Linked DNA regions of Homo sapiens: region 1 is linked to region 2. A link is a loop called in an ENCODE intact Hi-C map of the cell type or tissue named here. Cell type or tissue: B cell. All regions are shown on one strand. Links, peaks and the distances in the headings refer to the core of each region. The heading gives the core; the rest is flanking DNA.

Region 1 (8,346 bases), core at 105-8,104, 230 kb after region 2:
TTTTAAAAGCTTGGAAAAATATGCATAGAGTCAGTAATCATCTAAGTTATATGATGTAGGGTTCAACAAGTTGAAGGTGCCATATAGTATTTGGTCACTAGTAAAGAAGAAAGTAAATTGGAACTTTACATTAATTGTAGATATTTGCATGAAAATACAGTATTCATCATAAGGAAAATTATGTATTCAGGATAAATTTATGCAAATTTAATTGAGGAAATAAGACCCTTACTTGGATTACAAACTAATAGGAACAACTTCTTTTACTCCAGATGCCAAAATGCTTGCAAGTGATTTAAAAAAAAAACACCAACATTCAATTGCTTCAATTGGAACTTTGGCAGTGTACTTGATACCACAGTGTTGTGTTTTTTCTGCCAGTGGTAGTTTTTTCCATTTGTGGCCTTCACAAAAACATGGAAAGCCCTTTAGTATGTGTATGAAAGAAAGAATTTTCTTCCTCCTCTGAAATACCATCTTACTGTGGAGTGATTCAGATATCCATGGACTCCAAGATCTTTTAAGTTTCATACCAGCCTGCTTATGTTACTTTGACCACATGCATCTGAACTGGAAAGGTGCCAACTAGTTTTCCTCAAACCATAGTAAGGATTAACAAAATAATCCAGCCTTTTCACCTGTAAGAAGTATTTGTGCAAAATAATTTAGTAAGTGGGTTGTGGGATTTTAATGGCAAAAATGTTCAGAATAAATTGTTTTATAATTGAAAGTATTTAATAAACAACAAGCCTTGTTAAAAGGCTTTTCAGTCTAACCTATTTTGTTTAAGATTCTGGAAGGCTTGGTTTGGTAAAGTAGTTGATGCCTTACATTTATATAACATTTTAGCATTTTAAAATTATTTTACCTTAAAAATTTTCTTAAATTATAAAACAGTATTGTTCATACCAAGTGAAACAATCCAAAGATATGTAACCCTTAATCCCTGTGTATCTCCTGCTTTTTCACACCTAGTAAGTAAGGGTAATACTGTTGTTTGATAATCCATGGCTCATTGTATTTTTACAAACATCCTATTCATTGGGTCATCCCTGAACTTTTTGCAAGGTCAGTATTCCCATTTTATTGATGAGAAAGTTGAGGCCTAAAAAGAATAGTTTCTGGCCTGTGATTACTTATCTGGATGATGTTGCAGCTGACACTGGGACCTAGGTCAAATGATTTCAGTATTTGTGCTGTTAACTGTTTTATGTAAATTTGAAGCAGTGTGATAGAGTTGGGTCTCTGGGGTTAGTCCTGGGTCAAAGGTAAATTTTTAATCTTTCTAAGTCGTTTTCCTTATCTGTAAAATGGGGATAATACAAATCTCCCCAGGCCTGTGGGGATTAAGGGGAATAATTTAAGTGCCTAAAAATAGGCAAAGAATGTTAGTTCCCATTCTCTTAAATATTTGAAAATCCAGATTAAAAATATTTTTAAATGAAGGATTATTAATAGGATTACTTACTTAAATGGTAAACTTTCCTAGTGTATTTAAAGTGATTTTATTTATAATCAGTTTTCAGATATGATTTATGTGATCTGAAGTGCAGCTGCAACATCTTTCAGCACGAGTGTAGAAATGGAAATAGGATTAAGTCAGACTCTTTAAAACATTAAAAGCTGTGATAAGATTTTTTTACCAAGCGAAGAAATCAACCTAACCAGTAGAATTATATAGATGTGCAGTCATCTTAGGAGACAGCCGGGAAATAAATAGCAAGATAGGCTGAAACTGGCTTTGAGATTGAAGTCCCCTTCAGAAGAGGTAAAACTTTCCCAAGTAGCACTCAAGATTCTTTGTTGGTCCATTCTTAGCAACTGTGTCCCACTAGAGGTATTGAGGCCAGTAATAGTGGTGTTGATTGCAGTGCTTCCTTACCTTTAGGGGGAAAAATGTGTGTGTTTTCTAAAGTAGGTGATCTAAGGTAATTGTGGAACAAGAACACTGACATTATCTTAAGTTCTATAGCTAAACCTTTTTGTGGAGAGAAAACCGTACTACTCACTCAACTTTTAAGGTTTATAGATCTTCTCAAAGTTACTATCATTCCATCTAAACACAGTTGGGATGGCACTAGAGGAGAGTTCAAATTCATCTGAAGATGTTAAGAAAATTGTTTACAAAAGGAAATAACATTTTAGTCATTTTAGGACTATTTTCTGAGATATCTCTTCTGGAAGATTTATTTTTAAAAAATTTAAAACATTTTTAGGATATTCTTAAGAGAAATTGCTAAATAAAGTGTTCACTGCTAGTCCTCACATAAAGGAAAAACTTTTCTATTTAAACCCATTTTAACATCTTTAGAATTCCTGTTTAGGATCATCTCTTCCTCCTCTCCATTTTATTACCTTATCTGATTGTTAATTGTGGATTATTTTATGAAGTGTCTAACTGAATAAAGTGCTAATCCAATAAAATGTATTTGGTAAAATAATGCAACCATTGTAGTATGTTACTGTCATGTAAACAGTAGATTTAAATTGTCTTCCTGCATCAGTGATGACTCATTCCTTTCAACTTCAGTTTAGCCATTTTCACCTGCAAGAATAACATTTTTCTCTTGATAAAATAACAAAGATGAATTAGTCTTTAAGGAGTTATTGCTGCCTTGGATTTCAAAGACAGGTTTACTAACAGAAATAACACATTTAGATTTTTGTGTTTCATTTTTAAAAGTTAGATTTTTGTAAAAAGCTGGGGATAAAGACTAGTTTGTTTTTATGTGTTTAGCACTGTGGTTCCCAATCCTGGCTATACTTGGAGAGGTCATTTATTTTATTTTATTTTATTTTTTTTCAGACTGAGTCTCGCTGTGTCCCCAGGCTAGAGTGCAGTGGCACGATCTCTCGGCTCACTGCCACCTCTGCCTCCCAGGTTCAAGCGATTCTCTTGCATGCACCACCATGCCAAGCTAATTTTTGTATTTTTAGGAGAGATAGGGGTTTTGCCATGGCTGGTCAGGCTGGTTTTGAACTCCTGACCCCAGGTGTTCTGCCTGCCTTGGCCTCCCAAAGTTATGGGATTACAGGCGTGAGCCACTGCACCCGGCCTATACCTGGAGAGTTTAAAACAAAACAAAACAAAACAAAAAATCAATACCTGGGCACATCCCTAAGAGATTGTAAATTAATTGGCCTAAGGTAAAATCCACTTACAGTATTTTTAAAAGCTCCCAGGGTGATTCTAACGCGCAGCCAGGATTGAGAATCACCGGGTTAGCATTGTCTGTCTATTGATTTAATTCATTAATTGAGACTTCGTCCTTTTCTCTCTGATACTCATGGTTCATTACCCAGCCTATTAACATTTCCTGCCCTGGCTTCACCTCCTGCTATTTACATTTCACTCTCTTAACTTTGCTGCCCCCTATAGCTTATTAGCTGCTTTCCTGAAGGGGAGATACTGCCATTAGATTCTGGAGTTTAGGTATGATGGGATGATTCTACTGGTTTATTGTCATTACCATAATTAAAGCCCAACTATTATTTGATGTAGGGTGGTCAGTTTTCTTTTCTCTGTGATTTTTGGAGCTGGCAGGTAAAATCGAGAACATGTGATAGAGGTTTGCCTAATTTTAATCCCATCATTCAGGATAATAAGTAATGATTTCAACCACTTTGGGATGTAAAACTAGTTTCCTCTGTATGCTCACAACACTGTTCTGTTTCTTGAAGATCTAGGCCTGATACTACCATTGTATATGTTAAATACAAGATATTGAACAAAGGAACTATTCTTGAACTTTACTGCGTTTTTGGTCATGCCTTATTTTTATTTCACATTAAGAAATGTTTTTCTCCAGAGTGTTTTCGTGTCTATCATCTAACTTAATCTTGACCACAACTTTTTATCGAAGGCAGGGCAGTGAGAACTCAGGGCTGCTTATATTCCATATTCCTATTTTGTCTTTGTCTTTTCTGGTAACTGGTTTGAATAATACTTCTGTTAGTTGATTTGTTGTTTGGGTGGCTTTTCAGTTGTTATGTTGTGATGCTCTCTCTCCAGAATGAGATGGTGAATTTTTCTGTGAAAGCAGAGTCATTATCTGTTTTTTCAAATCCTGTTATGGTACCAAATACAGTATTTTGTGCATAATGTGGTCATAGAGACAGAGTCAGTGTTTTGATGAAGAAATTATATGTTGGTTGTCTTATAGTCACTCCTTCCCCTTTAGATTGTGCTGCTTTTAGTGATGTTTGGTGCTATCTACCAGATGTTGATTCTTTTCTGTTTTGTTTTTTGGTTTTCCATATTTTTTTGAGACAGGGTCTTGCTCTATCACCCAGGCTGGAGTGTAGTGGCACAATTGTAACTTACTGCAGCCTCAAACTTCTGGGCTCAGGCAATTGTCCCAAGTAGCTAGGACTACAGGTGTGTGCTGCCACACCCAGCTAAGTTTTTTATTTTTATTCTTGTACAGACAAGTTCTCGCTATGTTGTCCTGGCTGGTCTTGAACTCCTGGCCTCATGTGATCCTCCGTCTTTGGCTTCCCAAAAGCTGGGATTACAGATGTGAATCACTGCCTCACCCAGTTTTTTGGTTTTAATATATTTATGCCTAAAACTGGTTCAGGATTATTTAAAACAGGGGAATCCAAGGGAGAGAATACAATCATGGGTTCTTAGTTTCTGTTTTTGGTTGTGCCAGTAAAGCCCCTTCCTCGTCCTTCTTTTCTGCTTATCACTAGAGACAGAAACTAAAAACCATGGCTTCAGGATGCTAAAAGCCTAAAACAAAACGAAACAGAACAACAACAACAAAATAAGGTGGGTTGGACAAGCTTGATTTAAAGTAAATGAATTCTGGGTCCTTAATATCTTGGTAGTAAATAGTAAATGTAGGTTTAAAACAAAAGATTATTTGTATTTTGCCAATGACCAGTATGAGTGACATGTAACATTATTGATTGATTTGTTGCTATGAAAGTTATTGTATAAGATTTGTGAGGAAAAGTAATACTGGGTTGACTCCTAGACATGGACATGTGTGTATAAAATAACTGAAACAATTTGTTTGCAGTAATTTCTAAGTTTAAGATGCAATCTTTCTTTATAAGGATGTCCTTGAAGGAGGTAAAAGGAACAGATTTGAAATATATAATACTTTTAGTGTATTATTATGTAACAAGGAATCTAAATGCTTTGCTGAAAGAGTTTTGTATGACAGACTGGGATTATGCAAAATAAACTCTACTTCTCTGAGCAGGATGTTGACTAATAAGCAGTTTCAAGCCTAGTTTTTATATCTGTCTTTTTGAACTGTTACCTGAAGGATTTTATTTATGTGGGACTTTTAAGTAAGTAATGAAGAATTTTAGAAATCCTGTAATTTTGATTGGGTTTGCTGAAGAAACATACTGGAATTTTTTTTTTTTTGGTGGGGGTAGTCTAACTTGGATACTGAAGACAAGGGATTTCTTGGAAACACACTCCTCCTACTGGAATGGTGATGCTAATTGCCGCTACTATATAACCTTACTGTGATGTTATATCTAGTTGAGCTTTCCAGTGCTGAATGGGATCTCAGAAGTCATTCTGGTTTAGCCTCTGTTGGGAATTGATTTCACTCTTGTTATTCTAATAAATATCTTGCCATTTCATCAGAGAAGTTTTCTTTAAGGTAGGGAGGAAAGTACAGGGTTTTAAAACCCTTATTCTCTCAGGTTTTGCTTAGTTAATGAATAAACCATTTAGATAATAGCTAAAAGAGGTTGAATACCTGAAACAAGAATTTTTAAATGGCTTAGAACTTGCAGTTCAGTAGTATCAAATCTAAAATTGTATATTTTTTTTCAGCAGAACGCAGATTTTAAAAAATTGTATATTTTGTCTAATTGGTTTTGCCTTTGTTTCACATTGTATCAAGGATATTCCATAATTACAGCTATTACCATAAGTCAATGGTTATTTGAACTCATTGTTAATCCCCTGCCTCTAAATTGATAAAAGTGAAAAAGGGAAAAAGGTGAGACAGTTTTTGTTATAACTCCTGAATTTTAATTAGCAAAACTGGGTAGATTTTTAAAACAACTTTTCAGACAGGCTTTTCTGAAGAAAAATATCTATTGAAGTTAAAAGTAAAATAAGACATAACTTCTGTAGGAATGTTTCTAATTTTATTAAAACAAACAAAAACAACAACAAAAACGTGCCCTACCATTCTTCTTTAAATTGGTCAGTGGCAAAATATTTTGTTTGCTGTGAAATTAGACACACACTTTATTTTCAAAAATCTAGTACAGAAATCTTTTCCTTTCTTTGGTTTTCCATAGTGCATAAAATTTTGGTGAACCGCTGCAGAGATTAAAACTTAGTAAAGTGAAAACAATGAATGCTTTTTCTTTTAAATTTAATGTCTTTAGGAGTTTATAGTTGGTGAATACAGACTTGTAAGCAGGCAGTTGCAATTAATGTGTTCAGTGTCATGATAAGAATAAGCTCTAAAATGTTAAGGGAGTATGTGAAGGACTCAATCCCGTTTTAGTAGGGGAGGGGAGTGATCAGGGAAAGTTTCCTGGAGAAAGTGACAGGTAAACTGCCATCTAAAAGGCCAGAAGGTGTTAGGCCAAGATAGATGGGCTAAGAGGTCCACCCAAAAGACAATATATGGAGACCCAAAGGTAATTGAGCATAGCATATTTTGGGAATTACCAGCAGTTTACATAGCTGTGATCTAGAATATAGGTTACATTCTATATCTCTGTGGTATATTCTGTATCACTAGAGAAGTGGAACAGCATTTAGGGTCTAGTGCGTAATCTTGTTGCTATGTTGAAGAATGGATGTAGGCAATTTATTGCATTCATACCTGCCAGTAACATGAAGAACGTATTGGGAAATCAGAGTGAGTAACACTAGTGAGGATACTGACACAGTAATCCAGACAAGAGATAAAGGTGCTTGTCCAAGTGGGGATGGGGTGGTATCATAGGCAAAATCTGGTGAGAGGGAACAATCAACGATGATACATTTCTAACTTGGGCAACTGGATGTATGATAGCAGTTTATTGAAAGGGAAAAAAGACATTAGATTTGGGAGGAGAAGATAATGGTTCTTTGTTGGACAGGTCGAAGTGTCCATGGGAAATTGAAGTGAAGCTGCCTAGTAGGAAGGCGGATTATTTGGATATGGAGCAATGTGCTAGAGATAATTTGAGAGTCTTTGGCTTACATGTGGCATTTGGAGCAATGGAAGTAGAAGCAACTGCCCACTGAAAATGGATAGAATGAGAAGACTCCAAGGAATACCAACATTGAGATAATGGGTAAGGGAAAAAGGTACAACCAAGAGCCAAGAGAGACAGCTGGAGTGGAGGCCAAAGAAGACAGGAGAGAGTGGAGACAAGGCTGTCAGGGGAAGAGAGTCTTTAAAAACTGGGGGATGGGTGGGGAAAGTAGTAACAGTGGATAACTGTGGACAAGTCAAGTAAGAACTGAAAAGTTTCCGTGGGTTAGTCTTTAGGCAACATTGGTGACTTGAGAGGCGTTTGGAGGACTGATAATGTGAAATGAGATTTGTGTAAGGTGGATAATGAGTAGAAATTGTAAAAGCTGAGTGAGTAAGTATGGACAACTCTTTCAGAAAGTTTGGCAGTTAAAAATTACTATAGCTACTGGGTAGAGAATGCATTGTAGCAGAAGAAGATTTTTAGGAGGACAAGTTAGGAGATTAATAAGCCAGGTAAGACTTTATGTGACTTGGGCCTGGGTAGTAGCCCAAGATGGAGAGAAGAAGATGCATTTGAGATATATCTTAGATAGGACCTTGTTAATGAATTGTTTGGGAGGAGATGGAAAGGCAGAGGTGTAGGAGTCAAGGATGACTCTCACGTGCTTTAGCTTGGACACCTGGGTGGATAGGAATGTGTCCCACCACCGAGAAAGGAGTACACTGGAGGGGGAATCAGGTATAGAGGGAAAATCCAGAGTTGTATTTTGGAAATTTTAAATTTGAGATGCCATTTAGAAACCCAGTTATAAATATCAAATAGATCACTGCATATGTGAATCAAAGAGTGCCCATTTGTTAATTTCTATACATTAACTATATTCTTTACTAATGTCTTCTAAACATTAACTGTATTCTTTACATTAACCTTTACTGGCCTGCCAAGACTTTCAGATTTGCTTATAAGAAGACATTGATAGTTTGGGTTGCTGGCCACTTAGTCTCCTGGCCAAATTGGGATTATCTATTCCCTACTCTATAGAACATCTTCTGTGTACACTGCATGATAAGATGTCATTGTTATGTGCATGAAGGAGAGCACAAAATATGCCGGGACAAGTTGCCTGAATAAGGTTAAAGTGCCTGCTTTTTGTCTTTAGACTATAAGTGC
Region 2 (8,346 bases), core at 39-8,038:
CTAGAGGAAATGGATAGATTACAGGACACATGCAACCTACCAAGACTGAATCAGAAAGAACTAGGAAACCTGATCAAATCAATAGTAACAAGATCAAAGCAATAATAAAAAGTCTTCCAACAAAGAAAAGTTCAGGACCAGATGGCTTCACTGCTGAATTCTACCAAACTTTTAAAGAACTAACACCAGTTCTCAAACTATTCCAAAAATTGAAAAGGATGGGAATTCTCCCTAACTCATTCTACAAGGCCAGCATTATTCTGATACCAAAACCAGACAAGCACAAGGACACACACAAAAAAACTACAGAACATACGGACATAGATGCAAAAATCCTCAACAGAATACTAGCAAACTGAATTCAACAGCACATTAAAAAAAAAAAATACACCATGATCAAGTGGGATTTATCCCAGGAATGCAAGAATAGCTCAATATAGACAAATCAATAAACATGATACATACGTCATCAACAGAATGAAGGACAAAAACCATATGATCATTTTAGTAGATAGAGAAAAATAATTCGATAAAATTCAGCATCTCCTCCGAATTAAAAAACTCAACCAACTAGGCATGGAAGGAACATATCTCAACATAAAAAGGCTGTATATGACAGACTCACAGTTAACACCACACTGAATCGAAAAAAGCTGGAAGCCTTTCCCTTGAGAACTGGAACAAGACAAGGACGCACGCTTTTCACCACTCCTATTCAACATGGTACTGGAAGTTCTACCCAGAGCAATCAGGCCAGAGAAAGAAGTAAAAAGTATCCAAACTGGAAAAGAAGTTGTATTTTCCTTGGCTGATGTTATGATCTTATATCTAGAAAAACTTAAAGACTCTACAAAAAAAAAAAAAAAAAAAAAAAACCTCAGATCTGATAAATTCATTAAAAGTTGCAGAATACAAAATCAACATACAAAAAAAATAGCATTTCTATACATCAATAATGAATTAGCTGAGAGAGAAATCAGGAAGGCAATCCCATTTACAATAGCTACAAAAAAATAAAACACTTAGGAATAAATTTAGCCAAAGAGGTGAAAGACCTCTATAAGGAAAAGTATGAAACCGATCAAAGAAATTGAAGAGGAGACAAATGGAAAGAGACCTCATGCTCATGGATGGGAAAAAATTATTATTTTTAAAATGGCCATACTACCCCAAGCAATCTACAGATTCAGTGCAATCCCCATCAAAATACCAACATCATTTTTCACAGAAGTAGAAAGAACAATCTTAAAATTTATGTGGAGCCAAAAAGAACCCAAATGCCAAAGCAATCCTAAGCAAAAAGAATATAGCTAATATAATAACTAAAACAGCATGGCATAAAAACAGACACAGAGACCAATGGAACAGAATAGAGAATTCAGAAATAAATCCATATATTTACAGCCAATTGATTTTCAATAAAGGTGCCAAGAACCTACAATAAACGGTGCTGGGAAAACTGGGTATCCACATGCAGAAGAATGAAACTGTACCTCTATCTCACTATATTAAAGAAAATCAAGATAGGCCAGACATGGGGCTCATGCCTGTAATCCTAGCACTTTGGGAGGCCAAGGCAGGTGGATTGCCTGAGCTCAGGAGTTCAAGACCAGCCTGGGCAACATGGCAAAACCCCACCTCTACTAAAATACAAAAAATTAGCTTGACGTGGTAGGCGCGCCTGTAGTCCCAGCTGCTTGGAAGGCTGAGGCATGAGAATCGCTTGAGCACAGGAGGCAGAAATTGCAATGAGCCAAGATAGCACCACTGCACTCCACCCTGGTTGACACAGTGAGACTCAGTCTCAAAAAAAAAAAAAAAAAATCAAGATGGAGTATAAAGACTTAAATGTAAGACCTGAAACAATAGAACTACTAGAAGAAAACATAGGGAAAACACTTCAGGATATTGGTTTAGGCAAAGATTTTATGGCTGGCCAAGAACTCAAAAGCACAGACAACAAGAACAAATAGATAAACTAGACTATACTAAACTAAAAAGCTTCTGCATGCCAAAACTTTTTGAATGGGAAGTATTTGCAAACTATTTATCTGATAAGGGAATAATATGTAGAATGTATACAAGGAACTCGAACAACTCAACAGTAGAAAAGACAAAATATTAAAAAGTAGGCAAACACAGACTGGGCAATGTGCCAAAACTGTCTCTACAAAGAAATACAAAAAAATTAACTGGGCATGGTGGTGTACTACTGTAGTCCCAGCTACTTGGTGGGGCTGAGATGAGAGGATCACTGAGCCCTGAGCGGTGATTACATCGCTGTACTCCAGCCTGAGTGATAGAGTGAGATCCTGTCTCAAAAAAAAAAAAAAAGTAGGCAAAGACCATGAATAGACATTTCGCGAAAGAAGACATACAAATGGCCAACAGGTATGTGAAAAACTGCTCAACATGACTAATAACCACAGTGAGATATCATCTTAACCCAGTTAGAATGGCTATTATTAAACAAAACATGCTGGCAAGGATGTGGAGAAAAGAGAACTCTTGTACACTGTTGGTGGAAATGTAAATTAGTCCAGTCACTATGGAAAACAGTAAGATTTCTCAAAAAAAAAAAAACAAATAGAATTACCATTGATCTAGCAGTCTCATTATTGGGTATTGATTCAAAGACAAACAGTATATCAAAGGAATAACTGCAGTCACATTGTTGCAGCACTATTCACAATAGCCAAGATATGGAATCAACCTGTCTATTAACGAACAAATAGAGTTTTTAAAAATGTAGTATATACACAATTGAATACTATTTGGCCATAAGGAAATGTCATTCACATCAACATTATGTTAAACAAGCCAGGCACAAAAGATAAATTTCACATGTTCCCATTTATATGTGGGTGCTAAAACAGTATCATGGAGGTAGAGAGTAGAATGATAAATAACCAGAGGCTGGAAAGTGAGTGGGTGTGAGGGGGGAATGAAGAAAGGTTGCTTGATGGATACAAGCATAAAGTTAGATAGAAGGTGTAAGTTCCATTGTTCGATACCTGACTATTGTCACCTTACAAATTATTGTATATTTCAAGCAGCTAGAAGAGAGAACTTAAAATGTTCCCAGCACATAGAAATGATGAATACAAGGTGATGGATACCCCAGATACCCTGACTTGATCATAACACATTCTATGCAGGCATCAAAATATCACATATACCCCATAAATATGTAAAATACTATGTATCAGTAAGAAAAATTGCATGTTTTCATTCAGTTTCCACAGAGCCCTCAGGTAGCTGTTTTTGTGTTTTATCCCATGTACAACTAATGCAAGTGGATTAGTTTAAGTGCTCACTCTTTCACACAGGAAGCAGGGTTTTTTTCTGGCTTAATTTTAAAGAATAAAACATTACAGATAAATTGAAGTTCTCCTATAGTGCCTTTTCCAATCCCATTGCATCCCAGGCAACCTCTTTAACAAACTTCATATGGATCTGGTCCATATTTTTATACTGAGCCAATACAGTTTAGAGGTTTGGAGTGTAAGCTCTGGATTCATACTGCCAGGAATACCTTTACAAGTTACTTATCCTCTCTGTGCCTCTCTTGGTACTTACCTAATAAGGTTGATAGCAAGGATTGAGATAATTTTTATAAAACACGCGGGATAGTAGCTAACATTTAGAATAAGAAGCACTCTGTATTTTGACTCTTGATTGTTATTCTTATTACAACTGTACTATATATTTTATATGGGTTTTAAAAAATTTACAGAGGGGTGATTCTATGAAGTTTTGGTTCAACATTAGCATCTCAAGCTCTTCATAATCCTTTTTCCTATTTGTTATTGAGCCATATATTTTTAAATGTTTGATCTCCAGTGACAGATACAGTACCTAGCACATAATAGATAGTCTACAAAATGTAAACTGAAATATATGTGTCATTGACTGGTTTTGTTAACCTCTTAATAATCTGTTTATTTCCCCACAGCTGTATTCTGTACGGGTGGAAGAGATGGCAACATTATGGTCTGGGATACCAGGTGCAACAAAAAAGGTTATCTAGATCTATTTTAATTTTGAGAGATTTGGGATTACCCTGTACTTAATTTTGAGTGAAAGAGTTAGTGATTTCATCTGATTACCACCAGGGGGCATGTACTCATAATTTCCCATTTCTGCTCACTGTTCCAGATCTCAGGATCTTCACTGAGTGTCCTGAGTGATAAATACATGAGTGTCACTGTTACAAGTATTACACTCATGTATTTATCTCATATTGTCTTCTGAATTATAATGCCATTTACCCACATTATTGATGGACTTAAAAATATTAATACGCAGCCTCACTGGTAAATGTCTTTATTTTGGTTTTTAAGAATTTTTTTTATTTTATTATTATTATTTTTTTTTTTTTTGAGATGGAGTCTCTGTCACCCAGGCTGGAGTGCAGTGGCGTGAACTTGGCTCACTGCACTCCCCACCCGCTGGGTTCCAGCAATTCCTCTAGCTCAGCCTCCTGAGTAGCTGGGATTACAGCCACCCGCCACCATGCCTGGCTAATTTTTGTATTTTTTTAATAGAAATGGGGTTTCACTATGTTGGCCAGGCTGGTCTCAAACTCCTGACCTCAAGTGATCTGCCCACCCTGGCCTCCCAAAGTGCTGAAATTACAGGCGTGAGTCACCAGGCCCAGCCTGATTTTAAAGAATTAGATTGAATTAAACATAAGCTCATGGTTGTCTCATGATGCTATTAAGCAGACGATGATTATCTCACTGTTCACTTTTAGTTAATTTATTAAAATTTTTTTTTGTGTCTGCATTTTAAAAAATTGGTAACATAGTTCTACATATTTTCAGGGGTATATGTGATATCTTGATACATATATAGAACATGAAATGATCAAATCAGGATAATTGGGATATCCATCACCTCAAACATTTATCTTTTCTTTGTGTTGGGAACATTACAATTCTTCTCTTCTGGTTTTTTGTTTCTTGTTTTTTTTTTTTTTGGAGACGGAGTCTCACTCTGTCACCCAGGCTGGAGTGCAGTGGCGTGATCTCATCTCGCTGCAACCTCCGCCTCCTGGGTTCAAGTAATTCTCCTACCTCAGCCTCTCAAGTAGCTGGGATTACAGGTGCATGCCACCACTCCCAGCTAGTTATGTATTTTTAGTACAGACAGGATTTCACCATGTTGGCCAGGCTGATCTGGAACTCCTGACCTCAGGCAATCTGCCTGCCTCAGCCTCCCATTCTTCTAGCTATTTTGAAATAAATAATAAAATTATTTAGAAAAATTTTAATAAACCTTATTTTGTAGAGCAGTTTTAGGTTCACAGCAAAACTGAGCAGAAAGTACAGAGAGTTCCCATATAGCCCCTGCCCTGCCCACACACAGACTTCCCCACTGACAACATCCTGTGCCTGAGTGGTACATTTGTTATAATCAGTTAACCTATGTCAACACATGCTGTCACTCAGAGTTTATAATTTACATCAGTGTTATATATTCTTAGTATTACACATTCTGTGGATATTGACAAATGTGTAATGACGTGCGTCCACCATTGTAGCATCATACACAATAGTTTCACTACTCTAGAAATCCTCTGTGCTCCAGTTATTCATCCCTACCTCCCTCTAAGCCCTGGCAACCACTGATCTTATTACTTCCCCCAGTCACATTTCCTCCATGTCATTTTATGGCTTTATCAAGCTCATTTCTTTCCAGTGCTGAATAATATTCCATTGTCTGGATGAACCAAAGTTTATCCATTCACCTACTGAAGGACATCTTGGTTGTTTCCAAGTTTTGGCAATTATTAAAGCTGTTATAAACATCTCTCCCTTTTTATACATTATAGTCTCACCACAGGAGATGTAGTGCAGCTGGCTCTGCTGGCTTCTAATTTCACCAACTTGGTCAAAAATTACTTAATATTGAAGTTTTATTTACACATGTTATATTCAGCATGTAAGAATCCTGAAACCTAAATTTCCTTGGAATATCTTTCAGATGGGTTTTATAGGCAAGTGAATCAAATCAGTGGAGCTCACAATACCTCAGACAAGCAAACCCCTTCAAAACCCAAGAAGAAACAGAATTCAAAAGGACTTGCTCCTTCTGTGGTAAGGTTTTACAGATGTATACATGTGTGCAGATCTTATCTGTAGGATAGAATAAATGGGAGGCTATTGATTAAGTGAATGAGAATCTTCATGATTCTCATTTGATATCAGTGGTTTATTGCTTATTCAGTACCTACATTTGTGGTTCTCAAATTTTAATTTTTGGTTCTTCTGAATTATAATGCCATTTACCTATATTATTGATGGAATTAAAATATATGTAGCCTCGTTGATAAATATCTTTAAATTTATTTTGGTTTTAAAGAATTAGATTGAATTAAACATAAGATGTTGTCTCATGCCATTAAGCAGAAAGTGGTTTTTTTTTTTACAATTTCAATATCTACATTTTAAAAAATTGATAACATAATTTTACATATTTTGGGGGGTACACTATGTATAATGATCAAATCAGGGTAATTGAGATAGCCATCACTTCAAATACTGTGTGCATCAGAGTTGCCTGAGGCACATGTTGAAAATTCACCTTACTCATCCCTAAAAATCTCTCTACACACACAGACACAAACACACACACACAAACACACCCCTATAGTATAGTGGAATTCATTAGGAAAAGTGGGGGAGGAGTAGTTTGAAGAAGCATATTAAGTACTGTGATGCAGTTTTCTAAGGGGAAAGAATACCTGTTGTTTTCGTAATACAAACTACAGAAAAATATGTTTTTTGTTTTGAGACAGAGTCTCGCTCTGTCACCCAGGCTGGAGTGCAGTGGCGCAATCTTGGCTCACTGCAAGCACCGCCTCCCAGGTTCACACCATTCTCCTGCCTCAGCCTCCCAAGTAGCTGGGACTACAGGTGCCCACCACCACGCCCAGCTAATTTTTTGTTTTTTTAGTAGAGACGGGGTTTCACCGTGTTAGCCAGGATAGCCTCAATCTCCTGACCTCGTGAGCCTCCCAAAGTGCTGGGATTACCGATGTGAGCCACCACGCCTGGCCAGCTTATTTTTAAGCATTTGACAAAATATTGTTAAATATATTGAGAAACACATGGGTAGAACATAGTACCACTCTAATAACTTACAGTCAGAGCTCAAACAATGCCCATAATATATCCTTTTTCTTTAAAAAATTGCCCTTTTTCTCACTTTAATGTAATTTTTTTTTCATATTCCTGGTGTGTAGGGTACAAGTTAATATTTTGGGGGAAGTATGACTGCTAAGACATTAAGACTTAAAACTATACACCGTGAACAGGACACAAGCATGAATGGAAGCAGATAGTAGAGGCCATATGAAGTTAAAACGAGTAGCATTTCAGACATTTAATCTGGTTCTGAGCCAAGATAACTTGTTAAGTAATAGCAATTAGGAGGTACGACTCCACTGGGCCTCTTTTTCAGGGCATGAAATAATCTTTTATTCATAATTCTTTTGATACTCCTATATGATAATCTAGGTAGACAGCAACATTTTAGAGATTAAACTGGCACAAGAAAGTTAAATAAGTTTCCTAAGGATACACACAGCATATTAGTAGGGCTGAGTCTAAGTAGATGCAGTAGGCTCAGACGAGCAAAATCTTTTAGTCACCAGTTTGTTTTTTGAGTATAAGTTGAAATATTAACACTGTATACTAAAACTTAATGATCCTTGCTAAAATTACCTCTTGGTCAGCATATATATCTGATCGAGATCATTAGACAAGACTTCATCTAAGTCAGTCTGGGGAGAAAAGTCGTTTTTTAGCACCTTGTTCCCTTGATGGTAAAGATTATGATGCCCAAGATAGAATCTTCTTCTTTTCTTGTGCTATCAGGATTTCCAGCAAAGTGTTACTGTGGTCCTCTTTCAAGACGAGAATACCTTAGTCTCAGCAGGAGCTGTGGATGGGTAAGAGTCTATTTCTTTTTTCTTCCGACGAGATCTTTTTTATGAGATTGTGATGAGGCAGTCACATAGTCTCATTATAATTGAATGTGTGTGCTTTCAACTGTCAACATAGCAAGTACCCCAACTGAGGAAAGGAGCTATAGATCACATTGGAAAATACCTAGTTGAAGGACTCTTGCTGGATAATTAAATGAAAGAATACATGTGTCACGCTTAGCACATTGTCTAGCACATAAGAGCAGTGGTAGCTGCTGTTGCTATCTTAGAAAAGAAGCTGGCTGGGTAGCTTGCTTGCCTTATGCAATATAATTTAGTCACTAATTCTCATTTTGAAGAGTAAAATTTCTGTTACTTTGGGTTTTGTCTTTTTCAGGTTTAAGAATATCCTA

The links. Peaks named below come from ENCODE experiments on the same cell type or tissue, not always from the same donor. Only the 100,000 strongest peaks of a DNase experiment are listed, where the experiment ranks them.
Region 1: it touches region 2 in a loop (14-fold over the local background); 93 of 110 quality-filtered maps call a loop at or near these places.

The regions. Positions count from the first base shown.
Region 1 is chr1:212,288,325-212,296,670 of GRCh38, forward strand. The region is part of intron 1 of PPP2R5A (protein phosphatase 2 regulatory subunit B'alpha); the gene reads left to right. Among named protein-coding and RNA genes, the nearest start is that of PPP2R5A, 7.1 kb to the left of the region's middle. In B cell, for the core only: CTCF peaks have their summits at 3,373 and 3,576; a DNase peak (open chromatin) is centred at 3,347; H3K4me3 peaks cover 465 bases; H3K27ac peaks cover 765 bases.
Region 2 is chr1:212,058,929-212,067,274 of GRCh38, forward strand. It overlaps DTL (denticleless E3 ubiquitin protein ligase adapter), which reads left to right. Exons shown (of 15, transcript NM_016448.4): 6 at 3,956-4,021; 7 at 5,989-6,101; 8 at 7,884-7,957. Among named protein-coding and RNA genes, the nearest start is that of MIR3122, 15 kb to the right of the region's middle. In B cell, for the core only: CTCF peaks have their summits at 4,124 (motif pointing right) and 4,327; a DNase peak (open chromatin) is centred at 4,133.